Regions from separate parts of the Homo sapiens genome. Here all the other regions are linked to region 1. The links are chromatin loops, found by intact Hi-C in ENCODE. Cell type or tissue: heart right ventricle. All regions are shown on one strand. Region 1 has its middle 190 kb from the start of TANK-AS1. Region 2 holds the start of MIR4785 (microRNA 4785). Region 3 overlaps RBMS1 (RNA binding motif single stranded interacting protein 1). Region 4 overlaps RBMS1 (RNA binding motif single stranded interacting protein 1). Region 5 overlaps RBMS1 (RNA binding motif single stranded interacting protein 1). Region 6 overlaps ITGB6 (integrin subunit beta 6). Region 7 overlaps RBMS1 (RNA binding motif single stranded interacting protein 1).

What was found. Peaks named below come from ENCODE experiments on the same cell type or tissue, not always from the same donor. Only the 100,000 strongest peaks of a DNase experiment are listed, where the experiment ranks them.
Region 2: it touches region 1 in a loop (3-fold over the local background); 18 of 110 quality-filtered maps call a loop at or near these places.
Region 3: a loop joins it to region 1, with 2.6 times the contacts of the local background. A loop is called at or near these places in 4 of 110 quality-filtered maps.
Region 4: it touches region 1 in a loop (4-fold over the local background); 26 of 110 quality-filtered maps call a loop at or near these places.
Region 5: it touches region 1 in a loop (2.3-fold over the local background); 33 of 110 quality-filtered maps call a loop at or near these places.
Region 6: a loop joins it to region 1, with 2.7 times the contacts of the local background. A loop is called at or near these places in 22 of 110 quality-filtered maps.
Region 7: a loop joins it to region 1, with 5 times the contacts of the local background. A loop is called at or near these places in 64 of 110 quality-filtered maps.

The regions. Positions count from the first base shown.
Region 1 is chr2:160,968,445-160,972,444 of GRCh38, forward strand. No RefSeq gene overlaps it. Among named protein-coding and RNA genes, the nearest start is that of TANK-AS1, 190 kb to the right of the region's middle. In heart right ventricle, a CTCF peak has its summit at 1,986 (motif pointing left); a DNase peak (open chromatin) is centred at 1,979; H3K4me3 peaks cover 470 bases; H3K27ac peaks cover 1,073 bases.
Region 2 is chr2:160,405,998-160,409,997 of GRCh38, forward strand. All of the region lies in intron 1 of RBMS1 (RNA binding motif single stranded interacting protein 1), which reads right to left. MIR4785 (microRNA 4785) reads right to left here and starts at 1,885; the gene lies at 1,813-1,885. RefSeq lists silencers at 1,233-1,322, 1,573-1,722. In heart right ventricle, a CTCF peak has its summit at 1,719; DNase peaks (open chromatin) are centred at 1,104, 1,854 and 2,204; H3K4me3 peaks cover 3,136 bases; H3K27ac peaks cover 3,895 bases.
Region 3 is chr2:160,289,923-160,293,922 of GRCh38, forward strand. All of the region lies in intron 6 of RBMS1 (RNA binding motif single stranded interacting protein 1), which reads right to left. Among named protein-coding and RNA genes, the nearest start is that of LINC02478, 20 kb to the left of the region's middle. In heart right ventricle, CTCF peaks have their summits at 1,636 and 2,461; no DNase peak of the experiment used is centred here; H3K27ac peaks cover 3,922 bases.
Region 4 is chr2:160,427,739-160,431,738 of GRCh38, forward strand. The region is part of intron 1 of RBMS1 (RNA binding motif single stranded interacting protein 1); the gene reads right to left. Among named protein-coding and RNA genes, the nearest start is that of MIR4785, 22 kb to the left of the region's middle. In heart right ventricle, a CTCF peak has its summit at 1,696 (motif pointing right); a DNase peak (open chromatin) is centred at 536; H3K4me3 peaks cover 915 bases; H3K27ac peaks cover 2,597 bases.
Region 5 is chr2:160,413,369-160,417,368 of GRCh38, forward strand. All of the region lies in intron 1 of RBMS1 (RNA binding motif single stranded interacting protein 1), which reads right to left. Among named protein-coding and RNA genes, the nearest start is that of MIR4785, 7.5 kb to the left of the region's middle. In heart right ventricle, no CTCF peak of the experiment used is centred here; no DNase peak of the experiment used is centred here.
Region 6 is chr2:160,108,196-160,112,195 of GRCh38, forward strand. ITGB6 (integrin subunit beta 6) reads right to left here. Exons shown (of 15, transcript NM_000888.5): 13 at 3,885-4,000. Among named protein-coding and RNA genes, the nearest start is that of PLA2R1, 48 kb to the left of the region's middle. In heart right ventricle, a CTCF peak has its summit at 1,939 (motif pointing right); a DNase peak (open chromatin) is centred at 1,966.
Region 7 is chr2:160,322,014-160,326,013 of GRCh38, forward strand. The region is part of intron 2 of RBMS1 (RNA binding motif single stranded interacting protein 1); the gene reads right to left. Among named protein-coding and RNA genes, the nearest start is that of LINC02478, 52 kb to the left of the region's middle. In heart right ventricle, CTCF peaks have their summits at 2,358 (motif pointing right) and 2,567; a DNase peak (open chromatin) is centred at 2,328; H3K27ac peaks cover 1,894 bases.

The DNA.
Region 1 (4,000 bases):
CTCCTTCCTACTTTTATCTCTCTTCACCTTCCATTCCACCTGTTCCAAGCTCATTGTCTGATAGAGGAGAAGATCACAGAAAGTAGAAAAGAAAGGAATCTTTTCCTGGCTTTGGACTTTCAAAAGGCGAGTGAAAGATTTAGAAGAAAATGAGATGATTCCTTGGTAGTTGTCCTCATTTATACCTCCATCTCCAATCCCTTCATCCCCTCAAAGCCAGAGAAGAATTCCCCAGGCCTGGGGGAAGGTTTGGAAAATAGGTGGTGGGAAGTGATGTGAGAGAAATGTCCTCCTGGAAGATGCCCTTCACCTCAAGGACAAGAGTAGAAGCAAGTTTAAAGCCAGCCCAGCCTTCGCCCAAACAAGGATGTACATTAGGGGCTATGCTACCTGTCCATCCTTCCCACTGGCAGCTAGTGAGGACTTCCCTTCCACAGCATTCAGCACTTTGGCACTGGAGCGCCATCTTTTTCTGCCAAGTTACCACAGATAACTGCCTAGTCCAGTCCAATGGTTTTCAAACATTAATGTGCATCAGAATCACTTGGGGGGGCTTGTTAAGACACAGATGGTCAGGTTCCACCACTAGAGTTTCAGATTCAGCAGGTCCCAGGCGCAGATGGAGAATTTGCCTTTCTAACAAGTTCCCCAGTGATGCCAATGGTGCAGGTCTAGGGACCACACTTTGAGGAGTGCCCTAGGCAATGCCATAGGACATTTTACTCAACAACTTTACATACAAGTTGTGGGACCTTAACCACATTTCCTATCCCCTCTGTCCCTCAGTTAACATATTAAAAAAAAATAGGTATATTACCTACCTCATACAGTTGTGGGTAAAGATTAAATGAGATGTTGCTAAAATATTTATCAAGGGAATTGGCTTATGGCACGTAATATTGCTGTTTATTATTATTTATAACAACATTTAATATAAGGCCTCTCCCCTAATTGTTTTTAATAAATGTTTTCTGGCTAGCTGAATTGTCACCAAACTTTCACAATCCCAAAAGAAAGTTGGGTAAGGCTACACACTCCTGTCCCCGCCTCTGTTCCCATGTCCATACCCTAACAATGACAGGACCAAGAAATTGCCCTCTGGTCTATCCTGCCTGAAGCCTGAGCATGTGTCCCTCTAAACCCCTCCAGACCCCGCTATGAAATATAAAGAATGTCAGCAGGCAGCAGGCCTCCGTTGTTAAGAAGAGGAAACCGGCCGGGCGCGGTGGCTCACGCCTGTAATCCCAGCACTTTGGGAGGCCGAGGCGGGTGGATCATGAGGTCAGGAGATAGAGACCATCCTGGCTAACAAGGTGAAACCCCGTCTCTACTAAAAATACAAAAAATTAGCCGGGCGCGGTGGCGGGCGCCTGTAGTCCCAGCTACTGGGGAGGCTGAGGCAGGGGAATGGCGTGAACCCGGGAAGCGGAGCTTGCAGTGAGCCGAGATTGCGCCACTGCAGTCCGCAGCCCGGCCTGGGCGACAGAGCGAGACTCCGTCTCAAAAAAAAAAAAAAAAAAAAAAAAGAAGAGGAAACCAGGAGAGGCCGGCTCCCAAAGATGTGGTCCAGTAGGAATTCAGAATCGCCAGTATTCTTAGCTCCTGCTTATCTTGGATTGAGCCTTTGTTAGATTTTTTTGTTTGTTTGTTTTTAAAGCTAAGCAGTCTTGTGAAAAGCAGCTTCTCAGTAAGCTATATAGGCACTTCCTGGTTACCCATGATATGAGAATAACCTTTAAACTATTTCCATTTCTGATCCGGGCTGGAAACAGGAAATGCATTGGGTACAGCTTTAAACAACAACAACAAAAAGGGACCAAAAGATAAACCAAATTGTCCCAGGGTTCAGAAGAGGTTTATGCTAAGCGTTAGAAGGTTCAGATTTAGTGAATCCTCCCCCACTTTCTGCCATTCCAGAAATTCCTTTTAGAGGAGGGGGAAAAAAAAAGTGAAGAGTTGTACTAAATTGCAGAGCACTGCCATCTTCAGGGCCAATGAGGAAAATTTCCCAGGGTCAGCCAGATAAATCATCTTCCTAAACACTTCATTGAAATATAATCAGATGGTTAAAAATTTGACAGCAGACAGACTGGAACAGATTTTTCTACTGTTTCCAATGTTTGAAAAGTCAGTAGACACAGCTTTTTGTGGTGTATGAACATTTAAAAAAATATTTGCTGATTGAAAAGCCATTTACAATAAATAGGAAAGTTTAAATAGCTCAAACTGCATTGCCAAATGATGGGAGGAACACAGGCACAAACATATTGTTCAGAAAAAAAAAATTCCTTAAAAAGAAAAGTATGAATCGAATGATTTAGAAATGCTGTTTGAACAGATGGTGTGATTAACAACTAGTGTGTTAGCCATCTCAGGAGCTTACAGAGAAGTAAACAAATGCAAGGGGAAAAGAATCACTTTATTCCCCCAAAGAGTGTTTAGTTCATTTCTCTATGAAAATTTAGAAGTCTACATTTTGAAAGTTGGATATCCCTAGGGGATATTGGAAATAAGAAGTGACAGGAGTCTTTTTGGAGAAAGACCACATTAGGACAAATGCAGATGCTCCCCATACAGGCTGAGGTGTACAGTCATCCAAAACGCTGGAGGCAGGTGGTGCTGTGCAGAACACACAAGCCATGGAGAAAGAGGGCTGGGTTCTCACCCTGGTTGTAGCCCCAGTTACCACTGGCCTGGAAGGCTAGCCTTGTTCTCTCTGGACCTCAGTATCTTTCTTTGGAAAGTAAGAGTGAGAACCAGATGAGCTGTACAGCTTGCTTCAAAAACTTTAATGTGCACCTGGGGATCTCATTAAAATACAAATTCTAACTCATAGGCCTGGGGTAGGGTCACAGTTTGACTTTCTACTGGCCCCCAGGCAATGCTGATGCTGCTGATCCACAGGCTACATGTTTAGGACCAGGGTTCTAAGTCCTTCCAGTGATGATACTCTATCATCTTCTGATATTCCAGGTGTTGCTCAGGCAAGAATAGAAGACCAAGTGTCTACCTCCAAAAGGTATATGACTTTGAAATGGGTAAACATATATATGTATAAACATGTAATAAACATGCCTCATGCTGAATTAATTTTGAAAGCAAATCAAGTATTTATTTGCATTATGTAATTAACAATGGAATTGACTTTTGTGAGCAGGAGAGGTGAAGGGGAAGTCCTGGGAATTGGGTGTGGAGACCACATACTATATGGGGATGAGATGAGGGGGAGATTGAGATTGGGAGCTTGAATCACCCACCAGCATCCACACAGCATATTCAAGACAGATCCTGAGACTTCACCAGAATCTGACACTTTTACTATATGAAGGGCACTGTTAAGAAAATAGAAAGGCCGGGCACAGTGACTCACACCTGTAATCCCAGCACTTTAGGAGGCTGAGGCAGGCGGATCACTTGAGGTCAGGAGTTGGAGACCAGCCTGGCCAACATGGCAAAACCCTGTCTCTACTAAAAGTACAAAAATTAGCCAGGCGTGGTGGCAGGCACCTGTAATCCCAGCTACTCAGGAGGCTGAGGCAGGAGAATCACTTGAACCTAGGAGGCAGAGGTTGCAGTGAGTTGAGATCGTGCCATTGCACTCCAGCCTGGGCAACAAGATCGAGACTGTCTAAAAATAATAATAATAATAGAAGAACTGAGAGGAAATATTTGCAAATTGCATATCCTACAAAGCACTTATATCCAGAATGTATAAAGAATTCTCAAAACTCAACAGTAAGGAAATATCCCAATTTAACAACAGGCAAAAGACTTGAACAGAGACTTATCCAGAGGAGAGATATGGGTGCCAAATTAAAGACGCTCAACATCACTAGCTACTAGGGAAACTCACATTAAAACCATGATGACATACCACCATACACCTATCCCAATGGCTAACATAAAAAATATTGACAATACCAAGTGCTGGTGAGGATATGGAAAACTGGATCACTCATATATTGCTGATGGGAATGTAAAATTATATGACACTCTTGAA
Region 2 (4,000 bases), 560 kb before region 1:
TTCTTTTAAATGAAGCCACATGAAATGACTTCGAGATGCCTGCTTCTGAATCTTGACTATCTTAGCATATCCTTCAGCCGAGTCATAAATGCAGATTTTATTTATTTAATTAATTAAAGGAAAGAACTTCTTAACCCAGGTAAAAGTTCCATGGACTTCCACATCAAGGGCACACAGACCACGGTGTGTGTTTACTGCCTCTTTAAAGAAAAGTTAACATAGAAAAGAACCAAAGACCAGAAGGCAGAAAACATTTCTTTTCGACACTGCCAAAATACTTGCAAATACACTTACGCTAGGACATACACACAAAAAAGAATGACTCTGACGACAACAAGACCTAAACATAATCAATAATCCTGTAAATACCTAAAGGGAAGCCACCAAGCATCACTGCCATCGGTCGTGATCTTAAGAGAGCCACGGTCTGCATGGAAGGCTACAGTTCGCTTGCATCCTTTTTGGGATAATAACTTAATTGATTTGTCTCAGTGGCTAAGGATGCAGACAAGAGATTTATTATGGAGGAAAAATATCTGCAATCCTGTTTTTGTTTTCTCAACAAGCATCTTGCCACTGACCTCTAAATCAATTTAACCTTTTCTAAACAGACTTGCACATTTTTTAGATAATTTAAAGCTACGTTTTGTTATTGCTGCTGCTGAAAGGCTCTGTGAGATGTATCACAACATGGCTTCAGTAACCTTCTTTTAAAAACAAAGATGAAAAACAAAAGGCCTCAACTATAAGCTCCCAGCTCCATTCCTTTTCCCAGCAGGGGATTGTGATCTAACCACTGAAGTGGCTTTCGAGTTCAATCTGTTAAAAAATGTATGAAACGGTATTAAAATAGGAAAGAGCATGTGTATGACTCAGGCATATCCAAGTATCTTCTGCAACTAGGATGTCACAGGATTTCCCTGTGCTACTGAAAACCTTGAGAAAGTGACAGTAGAAGTTCCTGTTTCTTTCTCTTTTTTTTTCTTTAAATGAGGGGGGCGCGCGCGAACACACAGACACACACAGAGACACAGACACACACACACAGACACACGTCTTCCGGGTTTCCTACGAATCAGACAGGTTCTCTGAGGTTCCTAGCGAAGACTGCACACCAGCGTGACGACTTATTACCGCACTCCGCTACACACAAAGGTTTTGGGAAAAACCCAAACTTGTTGCAGAGCTGGGTGAAGCCCCCGGCCCGGCGCGCTTCTGCCCTCGCCGGCTCTCCGCTCCTGCCCCTGCCCCTTCCTCCACTTCCCACCCTGCCCGGCCCGGGCGGCGGCGGCGAGGGCATCTCCCCTGCTCAGGTCGCCGGCCGAGCAGTCCCCGCGGCCGCCTTCCTGGGAAACAAGGTCACCGCCCAGCCGGTCCCTCCGAGGAGGCGCGGAGCCCCTGAGCGCGGCCCCCTTTGTAACGCGGGGCTCGCCGACCTCGGCGCGGCATCCCGGCCGCCGCCTCACCTGCTTGCGATAGGGCGTCCGGCAGTTGCTGCTGCCCCCGGGGTTGCCACTGCTGCTGGGGAAGATCATCGCTGCGGGCGGCGGCGGCGGGTGCGGGCGCGGGCGCGGGCGCGGGGCAGCCTCGCCGCGAGGGGGAGGGCGCAAGGAGGTGGCCGGCCGGGCCCGGGGCCGCGGCAGCTCTGGGAACTCCCTCTCGCCGCGCGGCGGCGGCCGGCGGGGGCTGCAGCTCCGCGCTGACTTCCCCTCCGCCTTCGACCTCCGCACTCGCCTAAAAGTACGGCGCGGCAGCGGGCGAGACTCGAGCAGCTCGGGCAGCCGCCGCCCTGCGTGCCATGGACGGGAGTTCGCGCGCGGAGCTGGCGGCGTCGCCGACTCTCCCGGCGGCAGCGGAGGAGCAGCGCCGCCGCGTCCCCACCTACCGCGGCCTCAACCACCGCCCTGAGAGCGCGCCGGCCGGGGGCGGGGAGGCGGCAGCGCACCGCCTCGCGCCGCGCCCAGGCCCACCCGCGCCTCCCCGCCCGCCCGCTGGGCGCGGCGCCTGCCGCCCCATCGCCCGCCCGGCCCCCGCGCTCTCCCTCCCGGGATCGGGGCCGGAGCCGGGGCCGGGCGGCCCGGGGAGCAGCCGGCGCCCCCGCTCTGGTGCAATGGTTGGGTCTGGCTCCCCGCATGCCGCACATTCCTCGGAGTAGCCAACCCCCCTCCTCTGTTCTTTTTCCCCCTCGGTTCTTTCCTAAGCACCAGCGGCAGCTTTGCACCCCGGCTCGAAGCCCCTTTTAAGGTCGTCGCTTCGGGGACCACTCTGGCACCTCGGTCTTCCCTCTCTTCTTCACCTTTCGAACTAGGCCCCCCGCGCCACTCTTCAAGAAAAGGTGTGGACAATCACCCCTACTTCAACGAACACACGACCCTCCCGTCAAACCTCTGCAAATCTCCATCCCCCGATTCACACGCTAAAATTTTAGCAGAGGAAACAGCTCTCCACTCCCCAGCCCCTCACCCAAATACGATCGGTAAAGTTTTGTTTTATCCCTAAGCCAGAGTTTACCAGCTTTCCTTCAAGATGATAATATCAAGGAGCGAAAATCATTTAAGGCCACCGGTTTGGTAAACCTTTCTCCCTAAAACCTGGAACAGTGTAATCCTTCCTTATGTTAATTATTAGATGCGACACAAATGTGTTTTCTTAGGACACAGAAACTCGGCAAAAAAGAGACAAAGGGAGGAGGGACTTCCCTTTGTTTCCCGATGTAAATGACCTACGGCTGCTCAAGCCGTCCCTTTTCTCGACCACCTTTCCGTGGACGTATGAAGCCCCGAACCTGTGCAGTGCAGAAGGCCTCCACAGCAGCCCGGACTGACAGAGCCTGCGGTCTCTGGATAAGCCACTGGGACGGGCTTGCCATCCTTCACATTGGCCTGTTCCACGGTGACTTTTACAGAATACTATCGCTGCAGTAAATACTACAGAGTTCTTCCTTGGTTTCTGGTCTCTTAATACCTTCCTGGAAAGGCTCATCTGCCATGATAATGAAAAATCCTAACTTGTCTAAAAAGTGAAGGCGTATGCCTTCTGGCTTCCCTAAGGAAAACAGTGTCCCCTATGGAAATGAAGTCTTCTGGCAAAGCTGTGGCCATTCAAAGGCTTTTCTAGCAGCAAGGAACTGGAAAAAATATTCATCCTAGATATCCTGCTGGTGACTTAGTGAACCTCTTCCATACTCAGGCTCTTCCAACATTCTCCAGCCAGATAACTGGAAAGCCTCACCTATTATAAATAACCGTATAAAACACACATGTAATTCCTGATTCTTTTCATTAAAAAAAAAAAAAAGCAAAGTAACTTATTCTGGGCACAGTGCTAGGTGCACAATGGACGAGTAAGAACTTGCCAGACAAAATTTACGTAAAAATCTGTCCTTTAAAGTGATTAAGTATCAAACACAGTATAATGAGCATTCATTGAAAATTGGTGTATCTGGTGGAACTATTTTCTGCTACTCCATGCATAAGACAACTGTTTTGACTTCCCTTTTGCTGTCTCCTCTCACTAGGACCCTTTACTGCAAGTTATCAAGCACAAGTATAAAATAGAAAACATTCATCAGAATGTTCAAGTCATAGGTGCCTTTCTCTGAGAACTTACTGCTCAACACCCCAGCAGCTCAGACCTGTCGTCTGTGCATCTATGGAAAAAATTCCCTGTACAACCTCAGTTGTCAAGAGTGGTCTCTTAGGAAACCACAATGTAAACCACAAAAGAAGAGAATAGATTAATTTTTCTATGGCTGTACTCTAAGGTCATGATATTTTGGATGCTGTGCAATCCAGAATGCTAAAATTTGATTGGATACACTCTGCAATAGTTTTATGGGGATAAGAAAAGTTTTTAAGTGATGATGAAATTTAAATTAGAAAACTAAAAGAATTCTAATACTAAATACTAAGATATACTAAGAATACTAAAAGAATGTTAAAAAGACTCTGGCCGGGCACGGTGGCTCACGCCTGTAATCCCAGCACTTTGGTAGGCTGAG
Region 3 (4,000 bases), 680 kb before region 1:
AGGGTGGCAAAAGGGCCTGACTTATTGTAATTGATATGTGGTCTTACCATGATGTTGAGCAAGGGTTAGATGATCTGTTAGATTTTTGGGTAGGAAAAACAAACAAAACACACTGATGTCATGACCCACTTATTTTTAAGTGTGTGTGAGCGTGTTACAAAATGAGAGATCCTCATTTGGCCAGCATCTCCTGTGGCTTCTACCAAACCAGCGGTAGTCCCTAGTTTGCCTTTTGGAGCTGAATATACAGGTTACAGGTTGAAGAATCAGGAGATCCTATGTGACAGTAGCTTGTTCTATAGAGCGTACCTTTCAGCTGAACTCCAATTGTTTTTTACAAGGGAGAGATACCGGAAGACTGACATGCAGAAAAGGAAGTGCCATAAATACTAGTCATATGACTTTGAGTGATATGTAAGTTTGGCCAAATTAATATAAAAATTAATATGTAACTGTCAATCTTCTATATGCATGGTTACTTTTCCAGATTAGCAACTTTTTACCTTATTCTGCAAAGCAGTGATTACAAATAATTCTGACAAATGATTTGTGATTTAAGATGTATTCCTGTGTTAAAGTACTATAAAAATGATATAACCTACCCTTAAATCAACTGATTTTGCCAAATATGCAGAGCATTCTAGGTTAAATTTCCCCTTAATTAGTTGTGATCTTTTGGGTTTGTAAAGGGATTCTCATTCTCATCACCCAAAACTAAAGAGTTATTTTCCTGTTCATCAGAACCAACAGGAACATGCATCTCCAACAGCTTGACAACTGCAGTGTTACCTTGAGCATTTGTTAAAGGCCCCAGGCAACACTGCAATGCAAACACTGATCTAATATTTTCCGGCATCTCTTAAGAGCCATCTAAGGTAATCATGTCACTGGATTCTCCAGTGTGCTCTCAACAGAGCTTTGAGAGTGGGATGGTCTCTTACACAAGCTTGATTTTGTGGTACTGACAATCCTTCCTGAGACTGTGAGCTCCATGGATAAGGCTCAGGCTGACTTGCTGCCCATCTCCACCGAGTATTTTCCTTACCGATCTTCTGAAACTTAACTCTACAGTGATTTGTGCTCCAATGTCTTTCTTTGATATTTGTACTAAAAAATCACTTCTAGAATGCCTGCTCTGAGTAAGCACTGTAGCTCATGATGAGATCTGCAAGTCCTCCTCACTTATCAAACAGCTTGGAAGGACTTGGAGCTCTCTAGAGTTTGTAACAGAACTGATCTTTTCCTCAGCAGGTTCTAACGAAGGTCTTCTCCGTGCTTTTCCCTGTCAGATGCTGACAGCAGTTAACAGGTGGAGAAACTGTCACTTCCAAACTTCCATCTTTCTAGTTATGCTGTATTTTATCCTAATCAAAACACTGTAAAATGTAAACTGCCCTTGATAGAAGCTTCCCTATCCACTGTGGAAAACTAGTCCACTCAGCAACTGTAATTAGCTTTCTTTCTGATAATGTTGGCTACTTTCAACACTCCTCAACTCACAAAATGCAAGGAACTAGCTGCTGCTTTTAAAACATTTCAATAAGGATCCAATAAATATTATCTATTTTTTATGGGCACAACATCGTTTCCTGTTTTAGCCCTCTCCTTTTCTAACTGAATTCTGTTGACCTATTCAACCACTAGGAAGAGCTACAGCTTTTCTCTGTGGACGTTCTTCCTCCCGAGGCTGTTTAGGTTTCTCCTCCTCCCCTGTGCCTTAGGTAGTGTTTCTATCTCCAACCCAGTTTGAGAAGAGAGTAACATTTGTAATATCGTCATGTTACAATCATGTTACCTGATTATATATAGTCATGCTTTGCTCCTGCTGGGTTTGAGTTTTCTTCTTATTGAAATTCTCCTTCACCTCACTTCCCAACCCATCAACTAAGAGTTGTTTATCAGTAAAACAATGATTTGACAATATTAAAGTCATGTTAAATACAAAACAAAAACTCCATACCTCCCATGACTCCAACAAACATCTTTTAATTTTCTATATTTACTACTTTTCTAAGTCTATGTAGAGCCATTTATTTTTCACATTTGCAATGATAGGTCCTTTTCTTCTACCATTTATGTTGTGGGTCCTTCTCTACCTTGTTTAATGGTGACATAGTATTTTATTTGCATAGTTTATTATTGTAACTAACACCGCAGGAACATCTGTGTGTGGATCTTAATCTTTTTTAATTCCAGTGCCAACTGCTATAGTGGTGGGTGTACTGTATGGTGGTATTCTAACCAGTATTCTAACTGGCTCATAATTAGTCTCCAAGGGTTTAAAATTCTGCTTTTGTATTTACTAGCTAGTGACTCCGGGAAAGTTATTCAATGTCTCTGGTCTCATAATCTCTGAAATGGGGATGATAATAGTGCCTACTTCAAAAGATTGTTATAGTTAACATAATAAGTGCTTAGAAGAGCTAGTGTTCTTAACTACTGTGGCAACAGGGGGAGCTCAAACTTTTGAATTATGGCTCCTCCTCTTGTTTTCAAATGAAGAAAAATTCTCAGGAGAGGGACACTTCTGGTTCAGAAGGTCTAAACACTTGGGGACTGGCCTGTTATCCATGGGATTTGAATCTGAGAGATTTAAGGAGCTGGCTAGAGTTGCTGCCTTGGCTTCTTACAGAATGAAGAAATGTTGAAGTTATAGTTAAGGATAAAGTTACTGGTCAATGTCTTTTAGAAAACTGTTACACAATAACACCTACAACTTCTACCCAAGAGCCTTGTGCTTTAATAAAATCTTACTCCACTATTTACTCCTCACTGGCAGAACCTGATCGTGAAAGGGTGTAAAATGTTGATTTGTGAGGCTGGCTGTAGGCTGGGTGTGATCGATGGTGATAATTGTTGTAAGGCAGCCTCACCATAAGCCTGGTGTGGGGACTAGAACACTGGCACATCTCAGGTTGTGGGCCCCTGTCACTTTTTAAAAACTAGTCTTCTCCTCCTCAGTAGGAATGAATTTGAATTCTGGATCTGCAAGACCGCCCTTGCCCCACTGGCCACCTAGGCCTGTTCCAGCGCTTTTGCTGTCACGACAACAATTCTTCTTAAGAGTATAGCCCTTGAAAGGTACAGCTCATGATGCTGTGTGAGTTCAGATCCAGTTCTGTTTTATGTACCGGGTGAGGGAGATATGACTGCACATCCTGAAGGTACCAGGGACATTCCACATGTCTTCAAGTATTTCTTTTGTCCTAGAGCTACCAAAATTTTCTGTTTTTACAGGGTAACAATGCTTAAGAGAAATATTAAGGGAACAAAATGGGCAATAAAAACCTTTGAAAAATCTCCAGGCCTTTTACTAGATTCATAATTTTCCCTCTAAACATTATCTTTTCTGCTACCTGGCATAGGACAATGCCCTCATAATATCACTATACACACAGAGTTATGAAATGTGGGCAAGAGCGGTTTTCAAGCCCCACTGGACACATAACCAATTGGAAAAGTCAGAGTAACACAGAAAGCAGATGTAAAACAAGCTGAAGCCTTTGAAGGGAGTCTGCCAGCAGACACATATGCACTTCATTGAGGCTCCTCTGTGACAAGATGAAGCTGTGAGCGATGTGGCAGAATGATAACAGTGCAACACTGAGAATCTAACAGGCATTCCCTGCCCTTAGCACACAGGGACTTATTCACACTCCATTAATGTCATGGAGAGGTTCAGAAAGCGAGATGGGAAATCATACTGTCTCCTGCAGCACTGAACACACAGTTAGCCTTTGTCTTTGAGAGGTGGTGGTGGTGGCGAGGGGGAGAGGTGTTTGTGCAGGGAGTCAGGGCGCCAGAGCTGTTCTCAGCTCTAGGATAGTTCCAGCTCACATGCCATACGCATTAGTCTTCTCAAAGACTGTACTCTCTTCCAGGAAGGTCCTAGAAGAGCATTTTTAGACAAATCACTGAATCATGATCATGTGTTTCAGTGTTTTTGCCTGAGGCATGTCTCCTAATTTGGACACTGGTTCTAGATAACTAAAACTTCCCA
Region 4 (4,000 bases), 540 kb before region 1:
GCAGGGTGCCTGTGTCCAGTTTCATAATCACATAGTACACTCACCCTACAGGATTATGTTCTAGGCAAGTTCGAATGTTAAGTTGAATTTCATTCTCTTCAGGAAGTGACTTTTACTCAAGATTGAATACAGCTGTTAGCACAGATCACTGTTCCAAAAACATTTCTATGAGAGCTGGAAGAAAACACCATTTTAAGAAATGCAAATTCACTTTCATTATTTCAAATCTGTGCAAGCAAAGCTGGAAGGGAATCTCTGGTCTCTGTTTGTTAGTTAAATTAGGTTATTATAAATATTTAAGAGAAAACATGCAGGATGGCTACGAGATGGCTATAAGACTTTCCATGTACTTCTGGAGCCTACATATTTTAATCACCAGTTTGTTTATAACAAATACAGTGGCTTGGTTTTTGTTTCAAAAATCAAAGTTATACTCAATTTCTCCTTAAATTTCACTCTCTAATACAACTTGGTTTTCTCTCTTTATATTCACAGAAATGTAGCCTGGCAAAAAACGTGGGGTGGCCTCAGCAGAGGAAATGCTGCCAGCTGAAAACACCGGATGTAATCGAGACCACAAGAGACACAGACTTAGTTATAAATGTCGAACTAAAAAGAGGTATTGGAAAGAAACAAAGTCTAACTTTTTATTGGCTGGATTAATTATTGTAGTGAAATCTTGCTATTTCATAGTTTAGTCCCAAACAAAACAGCATGTCGGGGAATTATTTTTATAATCCTAGGTTCCACTTTCTAGAGCTTTAAAAGAAGAAGAAGAAGAAGAAAAAAACTCTATGGATTCTTACCATCCCTGGCCATTTTCCTACTACTGTGGGTAGGAGAACAGAGGTTTTGGGTGTCAACCTACGAGACAGTACAGGATAGGTTGGATCGGCTTCCACAAATAGCTGGGAAAAGAGCATTTTTAAAGAATGTCTTTTAGCATCACAGAAATGTCCTTTTACTATATAAAGAACCAGAATAAATCTGTCTATAGATGGACCCGTAACAGACTAAGTTAATTAGTATTATTAATTCTCTTTGGCAATGGGGTGGGGATAAGAAAACTTAATTTACAAAGTCTGTAATAGCTGTTTTTCTATTCCCGCCCTTTGACATTGTGCTTCCTTTTGTATGGCGTAATGGTGATAACCATGTTCCTTCCCTATTGGCTATGAAAATCCAAATTTGAATTCAAGACAAGCATAACACTTTGGGATCCCTATGATCCTCCTAGTTTGGCTATTAGTGCTTTCCAAGCTGCACTTTTCAACAGTTATCTATTGCTTTCTATGTAAAGATTGTTTCAATTAAATACATTTGTCTGTTCAAAAAATAATTCTTCAGGCAAAAATTTAAAATTTAATTTACTTTTTAGCCAGGGAAAATGATATTTTAATTGTCAAAATATAATAGTTTTTATTTAAGACCCTGACTAAAGGGAGCAGTTAGCAGTTTTTGCACTTTAAAGTTAACAGGAAGTCTCCTTTCTTCCTTTTTTTTCATATAATATGATCAATGTTTCTTGGAAAGGTTAACATTTCTCATAAGAGATTAAAGGACCCACCATAACTCACACAGGAGAAAGTGGGCATCTTCTGATGGTAAGAACAGGTCATTTTTGAAACTATGTTGTTATACATGTCAGCCATCTTATTAAGTAAGCTCTTGGAAAAAATAAAAGAAAATCTTTTGCCACTAGAGGGAGTTCAAAATTCCCTTTGTATCAGTAAACACGTAAAGTGCATTTAACCTCTGAAACAATAAAAACTATGATTGTAGTACACTTTTTAAAAAATTAAACAATAAGACTAAATCAAGAATTAGGTTTTTGGGGAATATATCTTTTCCTTCAGTTAGAATAGCTATGGTGAATATATGCCATGGTTATTATGTACAGCACACATATGTTAAAGGTAACTTAATAATTTTAATATCTGGAAGCAGTACAATGAATAAGCATTCTTATTCATTGGGATTGTAATCTTTTACTCTTTCAAGCTGTATTTAATAATAACTGTGGTAGACATTTCCAGAAATACCTGCCCACAATCCCTCCCACTCTGCATGTGCTTTCCCAATGTGATTCTCTCCTCCAAAGTCCAGGACTGGAACCTGTTTCACCTCTCCTTGCCTAAGGGATGGCCCTGTGTGACAGTAGAATGCAGAAGTATGGCTGAGTGACTTTCAGATCTGGGCCTGAAGAGGCTTTCAGCCAATCACCCTGTAAAGAAATCTGGGCTAGTCTGCCTTCCAGTTAGAATCCACATGGAAAGAGAGGCTGTACAGAATGAGAAGCTACACAGAGGAGAATGGAGGCACTCCAGTCAACAGCCAGACAACTGTGAGGCATGTCAATGAGGCCATCTTGGACATTCAATCCCCAGCTGAGCTCCCAACTGCATGCAGCTGCCTGAGTGACCCAGCCAAAGTCAAATGGAGCAGAAGAGCCACCCAGCTGATCCCAGCCAACCCAGGAAAATGCAAAATTTTAAGTCATTTTTAAGTTTTAAGTCATTTTTAAGTCATTTTAAGTTTTAAGTTGGAGGTAATTTGTTACTCCATAATAGATAATTGAAACAATAATACTAGTAAATATGTTTGTATCATGGTCTATATTTTTTAAAAGCCCTTTTACATCCACTATTTCCTATAGCCATACCATGCAGTGGGAAACTAGATCAAAGGTTAAATATCCTGGCCAAGATCTTGGAGTGCTTAAAAACAAATACAAAGTTTAAGAGAGAGATGTTTCTCTTAAGTAAATGCTATATATCCCTATTTTTCTACTTTTTATCTTATGTAGTAGTGATTAACAAATAATCAAGTATTGGTTAACAACTACTTTCTCCCGTGCTTCTTTTCCATAAGAACTAGTTAATCTAAACAATTGTATTCATTTATTTTTCTATTAGTCCTACCAGTTCAAAAAGTAAAAATAGTATTTTGGGACCTGTGCCTCTTTATTTATGCACACCTCTAGCTGTGTTTTGATGTTTGAGAAATGTTAATTATTTGAAAGTTCTACACACAAAGCACTGACAGCTTCAAGTGGTAAGCTGAATTTTTAAATGTGAAATGACCCTTAATTCTTTCCTTGCTTATTCTCATTGTAGACAAGTTTTACAACTCTCCTATCTGCTTGACTTTCAGTTGCATGAAATAATGATGGGGCGCTTAGCACCAGGTCCTTTGCATTTTGGTTCCCCATCCCCCTTTCCCTCCTCCAGGGTTACCTGTGATATTGTATATGACTGATATGGACATGACGGTCCCAGCAAGAGAAAGACACTGGATTTTTCCCACTGATAGCTAAGTGTTCTTGCGGGGAGTTGTGTGTGGCAGGAGGAATGGTCTCAGAATCCAAGAATGGCCTGGGTTACCTAGGCAATAGTCTAATAAAATAGTCTAATAAAATTAGACTATTGCCTAGGTAACCCAGGCCATTCTTGGATTTATTAGTTTATTCTGAAAATCTGCTAGAAATCAGATTTTCAGAATAAACTAAGTGGTCCACATTCAAGACAGAATAAAATTCAAGTTTTGAAAGCTTTGGATCCAGACCGAATCAACCTACTAGCCAGATTCTTTTCTGAGGAAGCAAGCATCCCACTATCTTTTGGTACAAAGGTTCTCATTACCTGCAGAAGACATGCTACTTCCTCGTTTCCCACAGCAGTCACAATGCAAATGAGAACAATAAGTATAAATGTTAAGTTATAGAGGCTGGAAGCCAGGAATCTACTGGGAGGCTGTTAAGATAAATGTAGATTAAGCATCTTCTACTTGATACCTTCCAAAGTCTGTTTCATAATCTTAGGCTAAAGAACCAAATCTTTCACATGGCCCACATATCTCTGCAAGACTTGACTCATACTTATTTCTCCAGTACTATCTTGCACTATTGTCTTCCTCACCACTAAGAACCAGGTAATCTGGACTTTCAGTTCCTTATACTTGCAAGGCAACCAATCCAGCAGTATGTTTCACACATGCTATT
Region 5 (4,000 bases), 560 kb before region 1:
CAGCAGATTCTTTCTGTTCTTTCCTCGTACAAAATAGAGTTGATAAAGTACCCTATTTCTAAAGTAGCAGCAACATTTTCTATTATTTACTATTTTGCTTTTTAAAAAATCTGCAATTCTTATTCCAAACGTAAAGGCTCCCTAGACATGTATAAAAGTACATGCGTATAAAACTGAAACCACTGTAATAAAATAAAACTATAGCTATAATCCTAGAAGGTATAGAGAACAATACAAACACAGCCATATTCTGATGAGTCCTACCAGAAGCCATAGTCTGATTATTCTGTCCTGGTTAACAAAACAGAATAAATGAGTTTTGTCCCACTGCTGCTTCTCTGCATGTAGTATTAAATAATAATAGCTGTCATTTATTGAGTAACTAACTATATTCCAGGCACTTTCTAAGCACATTACACACACATACCCCAGGACAGAAGAATGACTATCCCATTTTACCAAAGAGAAAACTGAGTAACTTGCCCAAGGTCACAAATCCAATACATAGTAGAGTTGGGGTTTGATCTTGGGTCTCTTTGACTCCAAAGTCCCCTGTCTCCAATAATATTAATAATGGTTATTACTACTATTAGCTATGGATCAAGTCCAAGCCCCATAGAGAAAAACTTACATGGTATTAAGAGCCAAAGCTTGGGCATCAGAACACCTGACCCTGAATCCTGGCTTCACCATTTACCATCTGTGTCACATTGGGCAAGGCACTTATCCCTTCTAGAAGCCCCCATTTGCTCAGTTGTAAAAGCATGTGGATTTACATTGAATTTCCATTCCACTGAATATAAATGCAAACTTTCCAATATTCGAATATATCGTGAATAGTACAGGTATATATATTCAGCCCCAACCTAGCATCTAAATCTCACTTCACTGATGGTTGCTAAGGTATAACTTCTCTCTTTAAACCAGTTTTTTTGTTTTTTTGTTTTTTTTTCTGGAATCATTGGTGGGACAGAGTTAGGAGAGAAGCAGAAAAATTTATCTTCTGGGATATTGTAGGATGGCTGAGATGGTGGTTAGGTGAAAGTTATTTCCAGAATCCTGAACTGGAACCAAGTTTTATTTTCCCTCAAAAAAGGGTGAGAGACCATATTAGATATTAGCTAAGTTATGAGATTCATAGATGCTTATTTTAGGTCAACTAAAATCCTAATCACCATTTACAACATCTCTCTATGAAGAAACATCCTCCAAATTTGAAACAAATAACTTATAAACATTTTGTGATCTAATCTGTTCATAAATTAGTTATTGCTCTGCTCTGGCATAATAGTTAATAAAAATTCAAAGCTGACAGCAATTTTTGGCATAAGGGTTATCTATAAGTTTCTGTCCCTAAGTTTTTCTATTAAAAAAATCGTTGAGTTAGCTAGCCCAACTAACCTGGGAGGCTGAGGCTGCAGTGAGCCGAGATTGCACCACTGCACTCCAGCCTGGGCAACAGAGCAAGACCCTGTCTCAAAAAAAAAAAAAAAATCTATAAAAACAGGTACATGGAGTCATATCCTTTTCAAAAATACAACATCTGAATAAAATGCCATTTAAATTAAAATTCAAGATTTTGCTTTGGCTTAAACAACAGTGAATTTGTAGCTATAGATCAAATTCCACAGCAAAATAAGTAAACTATTTGGGATACCAAGACAAAGAGAAGGTCCATTTTTCATATATTGTGAATTGCTGTTTTCCTAAATTGACTGGACGATGTCTCAATCTTCTATACTCTGATTGTGCAAATCTAGTATGGAGCTGTTATTCTCCATGCCTATTGTAAGCCTATAAAAATGTAAGTGCTTATTTTCAGAATATTTCAAGTTAATTCAATGAATTTTCCATGAATTATAGTAAAACTCATAAATTGTGATGGAAAGATATTACTAGGTAATCTCTGAAATTACAGTAGTAGAGCTGGAGTTTGATCTTGGGTCTCTCTGACTCCAAAGAGATGGAAGTAACATAATTACCTATGTATGTGAGCAAACTGTGGGTAAAAGACAAGAGCTGAGGTGAGGAAGGAAGGAATGGGTGTGCTGGGAAAATTTCTGATCACATCCACTCTTGCTACTAGGACCTGGGAAGAGACAGAAAGTACTTAGGAAATTTAAAAAAAAAATTGTGGAAAACTGGAGCCAAAAATCTTTATATCGTGGGAAACAAAATTAATTCAAACCTGGAATGACCATGTCCTTTACATGAGTAAAAAGCTAACTTTAACAGCAAACTGTACCCGGGAAAAACAAAACCCTCATGTAAGCTAACAATTGCAAAAGGTTATTTAATAAGAATTTCCTAATTATCTGTAGGGAGAGGGTGCATAACCAATGTCTATCCAAAACCTAAGATGGATAGCACAAGTAAGGTTTTAAAGCATTCAATACACAGAAGGAAAGAAACAGTAAGTTTCCTTTCTCTTCAGTTGCTAAAATTACCATTAAATTAGGTCTATTTCATTTAAAGAGGAGGATGCTAGAATAATTAATGATGTCCTTTATGTAAATGAGAATACTGAAAAGCCTTTCATTCTCCCCTGAATTATAAAGGTTCAAATAAGAAGATATGGAATTACAAATGAATTTCTATTCAGTTGAATATGTATGAAGGTAAAGTTTCCAACATCAGGATACATAGTTAAGAGTACTGAAATAGGATATTTAAGGAGTTTATAAAAATTCCCCACCCTGAGTATCTTTAAGAATGACTAGTTCTGGGTTATCTAGTATGTTTAACACATGGGGTGAACTGATGACAGACCTGTGGCAAATTGATACTCCCCAAGTGAAGAGAAGGCAAATGAGGAAATTCCGATGTTGCCATGACAATGTGACTGATCATGACATCAGTGATTCCTAATTCCAAACTGTAAAAAACACTCCCAGAACGCTGACAACATATTAGATACTCCCAGAACCACCCTTCCTTCACCTCCCAATCTAATGTTTGATCTAGTGGCAAATACAATGTTTCAAACAAGTCATTATTATTAAGTGTTAAAATTCAGTTAGACTCTTTTAAACTGGAGAAAGTGCCAGAAGGAAGAAGTAGATAACTTCTGAAGACATTTACATTTTTGGGGGCTATTTACATTTTTCACATGTAAGACATAATGAATTTATAAAAATGTTACAATTTATAAAATGCTTTATTATGCATTATCTCATTAAAGTCTAGGGGAAGGAGGCAGGACAGGTATTCTTACCACCTGCCCCTGCCCCGCCACCAGTGCCGACCTTTTTTTGAACAGGTAGATACCCTCAGGTCGATCAGGCAACTTGCCCTCTGACATGAAGCCCTAGAAATATAGAATTTCAGAGGTGGAAAGAATTATTAAGGGCCGGTCCTTGTAATTGCTATACAATAATCATTATCAATAAATCTTTCAGTAATTGAATGAATGCTACTGTCTCTCCTTGGACACCTAGACCAATAATAAATTCATTCCATCTATTCATATTTAGCCATATCTACTAGAAAACTTTGTTAAACAGCCTTGAAATCTGAAACCATCCATCATAGTTCTACCGCAGGACTAGAATCGGTGGCTTCTATAGATTGTATAGTGCTTTTTCTCTGTATTCTGTACTGGTCAACTTATAAAAGTGAGAGCTAAGTCATCTTTTCTTGCGCTTTAAGAATCTTATAAGATTGCTTAAGCAGTCTGTAAATCTCTAACAATTTAACTTAACCTAATGTCCTGCACATAGTTATGTTTTGTTGCAGGCATGAATGGATGAGGTAAAAGTTTTCTTGCGCGTGCACACACACACACGCATGCACACACACACAGAAAGGACAGAAATAATTTTCACCTTCTTTTCAAAACCATGAATATCTGGGTTAAAAAGAGTTATATATATGTAAAAAATGTAGTGATGCAGTAATCAAATAAGAAAGAACATGCTTTATAAACTACATAGTGAATTTGCATCCTAATCTTTAGATTACTTAAGATCATAAAGAGAGACTGTAAATAAGTGTTGCATTT
Region 6 (4,000 bases), 860 kb before region 1:
ACGATAAAGCAGAAATGGAGTGTGTGTGTGTGTGTGTGTGTGTGTGTGTGTGTGTGTGTGCTGCATGTCATCAGTTTTTCATGGACCTTCTTGAATCATGGGGAGTCTAGAAGACTATATTAAAAGTTATATAAAAACCTATCCCTTGGAAAAAATTACTATTTCCTTCTTTCTTTATAGACAGAAGACAATGATGGGTTTCAGTTCTGTTTTGTTGAACCCTAATGCAGTAGTCTGGTTTTGGGGAAGTTCCTAGACTAGATTCAGGAGAGGTAGATTCAATTCCCATCTGATGTACAGTAGCTGTGTGAATGTGATCCAGTCCCTTGACCTCTCTGAGCCCCAGGCCCTTCCTCTGTAAAACAAAGTTCAGTGTTCCCTTACCTTTTCTGATGATACCAATAAGCTGAACTGTTCTTGCTTACTAACACAGCTTCCTGGACCCCTTCCCCAATATTCTGATTCAGTGGGTCTTGGATAAGCCACCGATTCTGTGTTATTAAATATTCTAAATTATTCTTATCCTCAAGCAAGTCTGGGAAATTAGATGTTCTGTAGGGTACTTTCAACTTGAATATTCTATGAAATGTTATTTTGACTGTATTGAAGATATTAATGTAATTTTGCAATTATACAGTACGTTTCCTAATTCACAGCAGAATGACTAATAGTCCTTGCAATATGCCTAGGAGATGATACATTTCTTAATGAAACATTATAATTATGTTCTCCTCTTACTTTCATGGAAAAAAAATCCCACATAAAATTATCATTAGATATCTGCATCTCTCTGCAAGAAATGAGGCAAAATCCATGGGATCTGGGGAGGAAATGAATGATGTTTAGTTTATCCTAAGTCTTACTGCTTTTAGATATTTAATAAGGAGAGTTATACACATATGACTAGTCATGCTGTCTTTAAGGTAAGGATCTGGAGTTGATGTGAATCTGAGTGGGGCTAATTACCCACTAACAGCATGATGCCTGGCCTCACACACTTTTGTTCTTTGGCCAAGAAACCATGTAAAGAGATTATGCAGAAATAAGTAAAGGAGCTAATGACATAGCTATTACTGTATGAAGATCTAAAGACTATATTCTCGCATAGCAAATGAACCATAGCTGCCTCTAATAGGTGAGCACATTCCTGCAAATAAAGCGGCAGGCCTGTGTCATGAGAATATATACTGGCTACATCTTTGGCTAAGAAATGCCTGGGGTGGGGCATAGTATGTTCCTGTTCAAAGCAAGATGAAGCTTGCTACAATCCTGCACCTAGACATGAATTAGGAGGGTTCTCCAGGAGGGACTAAAGAAGAAATGGGTGCGGTCTGGCAGAGATAATTATTTTAAGAACTGAAAGTCCTCAGGAATTGTACATTTCTCAATTAAAGATGTTGGCCCAAGTGCCAGAGCAGGTCTTACACAATAGAGATCATCACTTTTCATACTTGGATGTTTCTTGAGATGCTCAGACTGAAAATGGATTTCTACGTGGAAGAAGAGGGTCACCTCTATCACTGTGGGCAATGTGGCCCATCGAGTCCAGGTTGGTGCAGCACCTACTTCTAAGGTCCTGAGTATCTAACTGTGCTACATGCGTTGCACAATCTGGTAGCTCAATGTGCATATTGAGTGCTTGAAATGTGACTTTTCCCAAGTAGCTTATGCTGTAAGGGTGAAATACACACTGATTTTGAACACTTGGCATGAAAAAAATGTAAAATATCTCAGCTTTTATACTGATTACACGTTGAAATGACAATATTTTGGATAACATCGTAAATAAAATTCATTTTACCTGTTTCTTTTACTTTTTAATGTAATTACTAGAAAATTTTAAATTACATATAGGGTTTGCCTAACAGTTCTGTCGGATGATGCTGATCTAACATCTTTTTGTGATTCAGATAGTTATGATGATTGTACAGCCAGTAGGAGGCAGTAGAGCACAGTGGTTCAGAGCAGGGGCTCCAGGCCAGGCTGCCAGAGCTCCTCCAACTAGCTCTGGCACGTAATTACTGCCAGACCTAGAAAATTATTTAATGTCTCTATGCCTCAATTTCCTTACCTTTAAAATGAAAATAATAGTGGTACCTGTTTTATATGGTTGTTAAGAATATTAAGCGAATTAATACATGTAAAATATATAAAACAACATCTGGCAAATGGTATTAGGGCTCAAAAAATGAGAGCTGCTATTATAATAATTAATATTACTATTGTTACAGCAAATACAGCACTCTTTCCCCTTTTCTATCCTCATCACCTCAAGGGCCTGGAGCCTCCAAGTTGGAACCTGTGGGTATAGCATCTACCCTAGCTGGTACTTTCCAGCCAGGAAGCCTTCCCGCCTATCATTCCTTGACTCTGTTGTGGCTCTTATGCTCTGGAAGTCCCTCCGGACTGTGGGGGAAAGAAAGAAGATGAAAGAAGCCACCTGTGTCCACAAGCACCCTGGTGGCGACCCTTCACTCAGTTCTTTTTTTCAATTTGCTTAGAGGACCCTGGGGATCAGCCCCTTTCTCACTTCTCAGTTTGCCTCTTCTACCCAAGCCTCCACCAGGCCACCCTGGGATTTTCTAGTCTGAAAGCTGTGAGACGGGAGACAGGAGGGACCATGGACCTCTGGGGACAGGTTCTGCTCTGCTGGCCCCTGGAAGTGCCAGGCCTACCCAACCATGCGGACATTTGTTGAGGAAGAGGGAGCCTGGAGGCTGTCAGGTGACTCTTGTTAAGCCTCCGGGAGGTTATGTTTCCCCTCACTTTTCCCTACTACAAAAGCATGGGGATAATAACACGCCATAATAAAAAGCATCAGGGCATCTGTGCGTGCTCTGCAGAATGGCATGTTGTGGTGCCACTCTTATTGTGTGGAAGAATAAAAGAACAGACAACAGCTCAGTAATGAGGAGGCATTTAGCCAAGGCATGTTTCACTGAAAAAAAAAAAATCACCAACTAGATACAAAAGTCTCTGAATTAAAAGCAGGACTTATTCTGGAAATTCGTTTTTGTTTTTGAAACTCGTTTTTTTCAATAGAATCAATACTGTAAGGGATGGCTTTGATTTCAAGATAACTTGCTAAAGTCACTGCCACAGTCACAGAGGGTTGGGAGTGTAGTTGGAGAATTTTATTTTGTAAGACAGATAATGAGCAGGCAGGCTTTTTTGGTATTATAAAGTAATTTCTCCTTATACAGCAGGATTCTCCTTATGTTTCCCTAATGAACGGCCACAAGACTCATTTTATGTATGCATTTCAAAGGAGTTGATTTACATGAGATTTTTCCAGAGCAAGACTCCAGGGGCACTCGGCATACCTGAGCTTCAAGGCCAAGTTCACAATCATCTTCAGATTTCAGGAAGATGATGACTGCTGCAACTACAAGTCATCTTAGCTGTTTTTTTTTTTTTTTGGCAGAGTCTCACTCTGTGCAGTGGCGCGATCTCGGATCAACGCAACCTACACCTCCCAGGCTCAAGCAATTCTCCTGCCTCAGCCTCCCAAGTAGCTGGGATTATAGGTGCAGGCCACCATACCCGGCTAATTTTTGTATTTTTAGTAGAGACAGGGTTTCACCATGTTGGCCAGGGTGGTCTCCAACTCCTGACCTCAAGTGACCCACCCTCCTCGGCCTCCCAAAGTGCTGGGATTACAGGTGTGAGCCACCGTGCCCGACCCTTATCTGGTCTTAATAAGAGACACTGGAACATACTGAACCTTCTAACTGGCATCTTTCAATCCTTGGGAAACTTTAAGAAACTTCATCAAAATTTTGGAAATGTCTTTCCTGGCATGCTACCCAGAGCGATTTTCTGGTTGCTTTCTCTTCTCCTGTGTAGTATCATTTGCCATCGGCAATGGAAGGCAAAACACCCACCTTTTTCATTGATGCTGTGAATGATGGTTTTCCCCTCATTATCTGTAGTTATTAGGAATGTAATAAGACATTCATTTTCTCCTTGCAGAGAGCAGGAAACAGAACCATCCTTTGAG
Region 7 (4,000 bases), 650 kb before region 1:
TCTTCAACTATTTAGTTGGCTATTTTCTAAGAAACTAGAAAGGGCATTACATTTGTTGACTTCCTACTTATGTCCTAGACACTGTGCCAGGTACTTTGCATGTATGCTTTTATTTAATTAACTTCACAACAATCTTATGAGGTAGGTGTTATTATTCCCATTTGTGCATATGAGAAAACAAAAAGCTCATACAAGTTTTGAGCATTACACCTTGCCTGAAATCCCAGAGCTCACAAATGAGTAAATTTTCATGGCAACTTATCAATGAAATGATTTTGAGAAACAATGCCCTCTGAGTATGGAAGAAGAAGGGTAATGGAAGGTCTGTACGGTACTCAAATATTCATTTTCCAAGCACAGGACATTTTTTACTCATTTGTTTTAAACATAAGAAATAAACACGTGGCTTATGGTTGAAAGAGGGATAACAAGACAGAGGATGGTGAGTAGAAAAAGAGTGATTTCTGACATTTATCAGTTTTACTTTCTATTGTGGTTTTCCTTGCAAGTTGTGGAGTAAGACTGAAAGACTGTGATTTCACAGAACATCAGAAACGGATTCCACTCTGTCTGTGGGGCAGCTGCATACTGGCCTTCTGCAAACAAGTGGCACAGGAAGCTGCTTATTTGGATTTACCTAAGGTGCTGAAGGGCTTCCCTTTCCTAAAATATTCTTCTTTTGGGCTGTCCACTCAATTATACCACTTCCAGCACAAGAGGCTCCCATTAAAATACAGACCCCAGAACTAGAAGATGCAACCCTTGAAATCCGTCAGGCCCTAGCTAAGTTAGCTCCTCAGTGGGCAACTTGGATATCTTATTGTGGCAATGCAGTATAGAACCAGTAGTTTTTGATGTCATGACAAAAGAGCCAGGAAAGGTCCAGATCTAGAATATGAGGAGGAGCCATATATCAAATGGCACCTCAGGGACTGGGATAAGGAGTGGGAGGGTTCACAGTAGTCATCATCTCTCTCTACTCATTTTACTTGCAGTAAGATTTAAAGTGAGGGGTGAGGGGGAGCTGTTATAGACAGTTAACATTTAATCTAATTCTGTTGTCAATCACCAATGCCTGTAAGAGTAACAGACATCTGGGTACAAATTCATAAAGCAACCAGATCTTCACCTCCCCTTGCTCCTATCTGTAGCTTAATTTTTTTTTTTTTTTTAAATCATCAGCCAGGCACGGTGGCTCACGCCTGTAATCCCAGCACTTTGGGAGGCTGAGGTGTGCAGACTGCTTGAGCTTAGAAGATCGAGACCAGCCTGGGCAATGTGGCAAAACACCCTCTCGACAAACAATACAAAAATTAGCTGGACGTGGTGGTGCACGCCTGTAGTCCCAGCTACTTAGGAAGCTGAGGTGGGAGGATCACTTGGGCCTGGGAGGCAGAGGTTGCAATGAGCCAGGACTGCGTCACTGCACTCCAGCCTGGGTGACAGAGTGAGACCCCCTGTTTAAAAAAAAAATCACTGTTACGGAATAGGGACATATGATGTACTAGGAGAAACAGGTCTCCTGACTGGCGGAATTCACACTCTAAGGACACTAAGAAAGTGCACGACCAAACAGCATGATGTAGAATTTCATGAAAGAAAAAAAAAAAAAAAAAAACTGTGACTATGAAGATTCTTTGGATTTCATCTGGCTTCAAAGTAACTGGGTTAGACCACAGCCCCAGCTACCCAGATTATAATATTCTTTGCTAGAGTAGATAATCCACTCCAGAGCAAGCTCTGACAGTAAAAAGATGAAGAGTAATTAAGAGACATGACTATATAATAATATGAATTTCAAAGGGAGAGGATAACAGGTAAAAGCTCATGTTCAAACCTCTTGGCCCAAGTGAGCTTGGCTAATAAAACCTTTTACTTAGAATTTACTAAAACTTCTTTAGTTTACACCACAGTTTTACTCATTTCTTTCTTTCCATTTAGATCTCCTCTTTCATCTGCTACAATATAAAATGTAGGTATATCTCAGTTTGCACTTAGTATATAAAGCTTAATTTTCTCCTCTGCCTCTATCACTTAGTTACTCCTAAATTCTACCTTTTTGGTAATTTATATTACAAAAGAAACACAAGCTTATTGTACACTTAGAAGACAAAGAAAAGTAGGTTGAAAAATTAAAATCACCTGAAGTCCTGGATATGATTATTGGTGCATATCATTATAGACTTTATCCACTGGCACGTACAAATGTATAAACGTATGTGTGTGCGTGCAAGCATGCGTGCGCGTGCACACACACACACACACAATTTTCCTGTGTGCTAGGGAACGTGCAGCTTTTGAAGAGTCCAGGTTATAAGCCAAAGCTCTGGAGAGTGGCGTCCACTCCAACCACCACCAACAGATGGCGACAATGGTTGTTAAGTTATTTTAATATTGGTCATTTCAGTTGTAAATTCATTTAAGGCACATGGGGTCATTTGCAGTGCTTGTGCTAGTTTTAGAATATTTTATGAATATTATTAAACCTGAAAACACAATGGGTGTGTTTAAAACAACAGTAAAAAAAAAAGTGATATGTATAAACAAAAAAGATACTTTAACTTTGAGAAAGGGCAGAATGTTGCTCATGCATATAGAATGATAGTTTTCATAATAGCTGCTCCTGAAGGACAAACAGGGATTCACACATCCCGTAAAAGACGCTGTGCCTATGTATATGACCATAATTAGCAAGTAGGAGGGACAGGGGATTGAAATGAGAAAAAGAAGAGAAAAATAAAACATCAACATCAGAAAACTTATGACCTCGTGAGTTAATTCAGGGGAATAATAAAAGTAATTACTTACAGGTATACAGCTCCTACTCTATGCCAGGCACTATTCTAAGCGAGATGTGTGTGTGTGTGTGTATATATATATATATATATATATATACACACACACACACACACACACACACACACATATATATGCGCCAATTATTTTAATCTTCTTAATCTTTTGGGGAGGTGGAGTATTACTCCTACTTTGTAGATGTGAAACTCAGGAGCAGAGTCAGTAAGGGACGTATTCAAGGTTACACAACTAAGTAGCAAAGATGGGAGGTAGAATGTTTGCTTTGGAGTTTAAAGGCCAAGCATGTTGACAGCTATGGAAACTTGGGTCACCAACCACAGACTGTGCCACAGATTGAAAGTAATTCCCAGTTTGACTCTGCACACAGCTCCAAAAGAGTAAGGAGATGAGGGGTGGACTCCGTAATTGCTAAGGTCCTTAAGACAGATGCTGATGACATTCAGGAAGAAGTTACCTGACTAAAGACCTTCTGGATACATGACATTGGTCTATCTTGGAATAACATGCCCAGTAGAGCATATACCTCAGTGAGGGGGTCGGCAGGACTGGCTTTAAAGCTTAAAAGGAATAACTAAGGTATCTATTTGAGGGAAATGAATTTGAGGACTACAAATCTATTTGAGGAAACCCCCTCTTGTTATTTTGGAGTTGCTGGGAAAAAAGAAAAAATACAATACACGTCCTCACACATGTACACACAGATGAATGCAGTTTTCTAACTCACTTTTTTGGCTGCTTTGTTTTTTCAATGGCCTCCCAGACAAAGGGGATTTCCTAAAACTTGCTTTAGCTCTTTCAACAGTGGTTGGATAGGGGAAGGAACACAAAGTATACATTACGTCTGTTTAGCAAATAAAGTTTTTTGGAGAATGAGGCCTAAAAATAGTAGAAAGGGTCATTACCCATGTTATTCTGAATTCTCACTACCTGGAATAATTCAGCTGGTTATATTTCCTTTATTTACTTGGCATGTAAAGTGGTATTTGGAGATGAGATAGAAGATGTAAAAATTTATTAGGCAATCAAAATCAAGTAAATTTTATATGACATTTACCTCTTTTGCCCTGATGATTTTCAATGTTTCTACTTCCAAGACACAAAAATTAAGGGTATAGAAAGATATTCCCCATTTCATTTGGTTGTTCTGGCCTAACTCTTACATTAGATAGCTGCCCCTTCCACT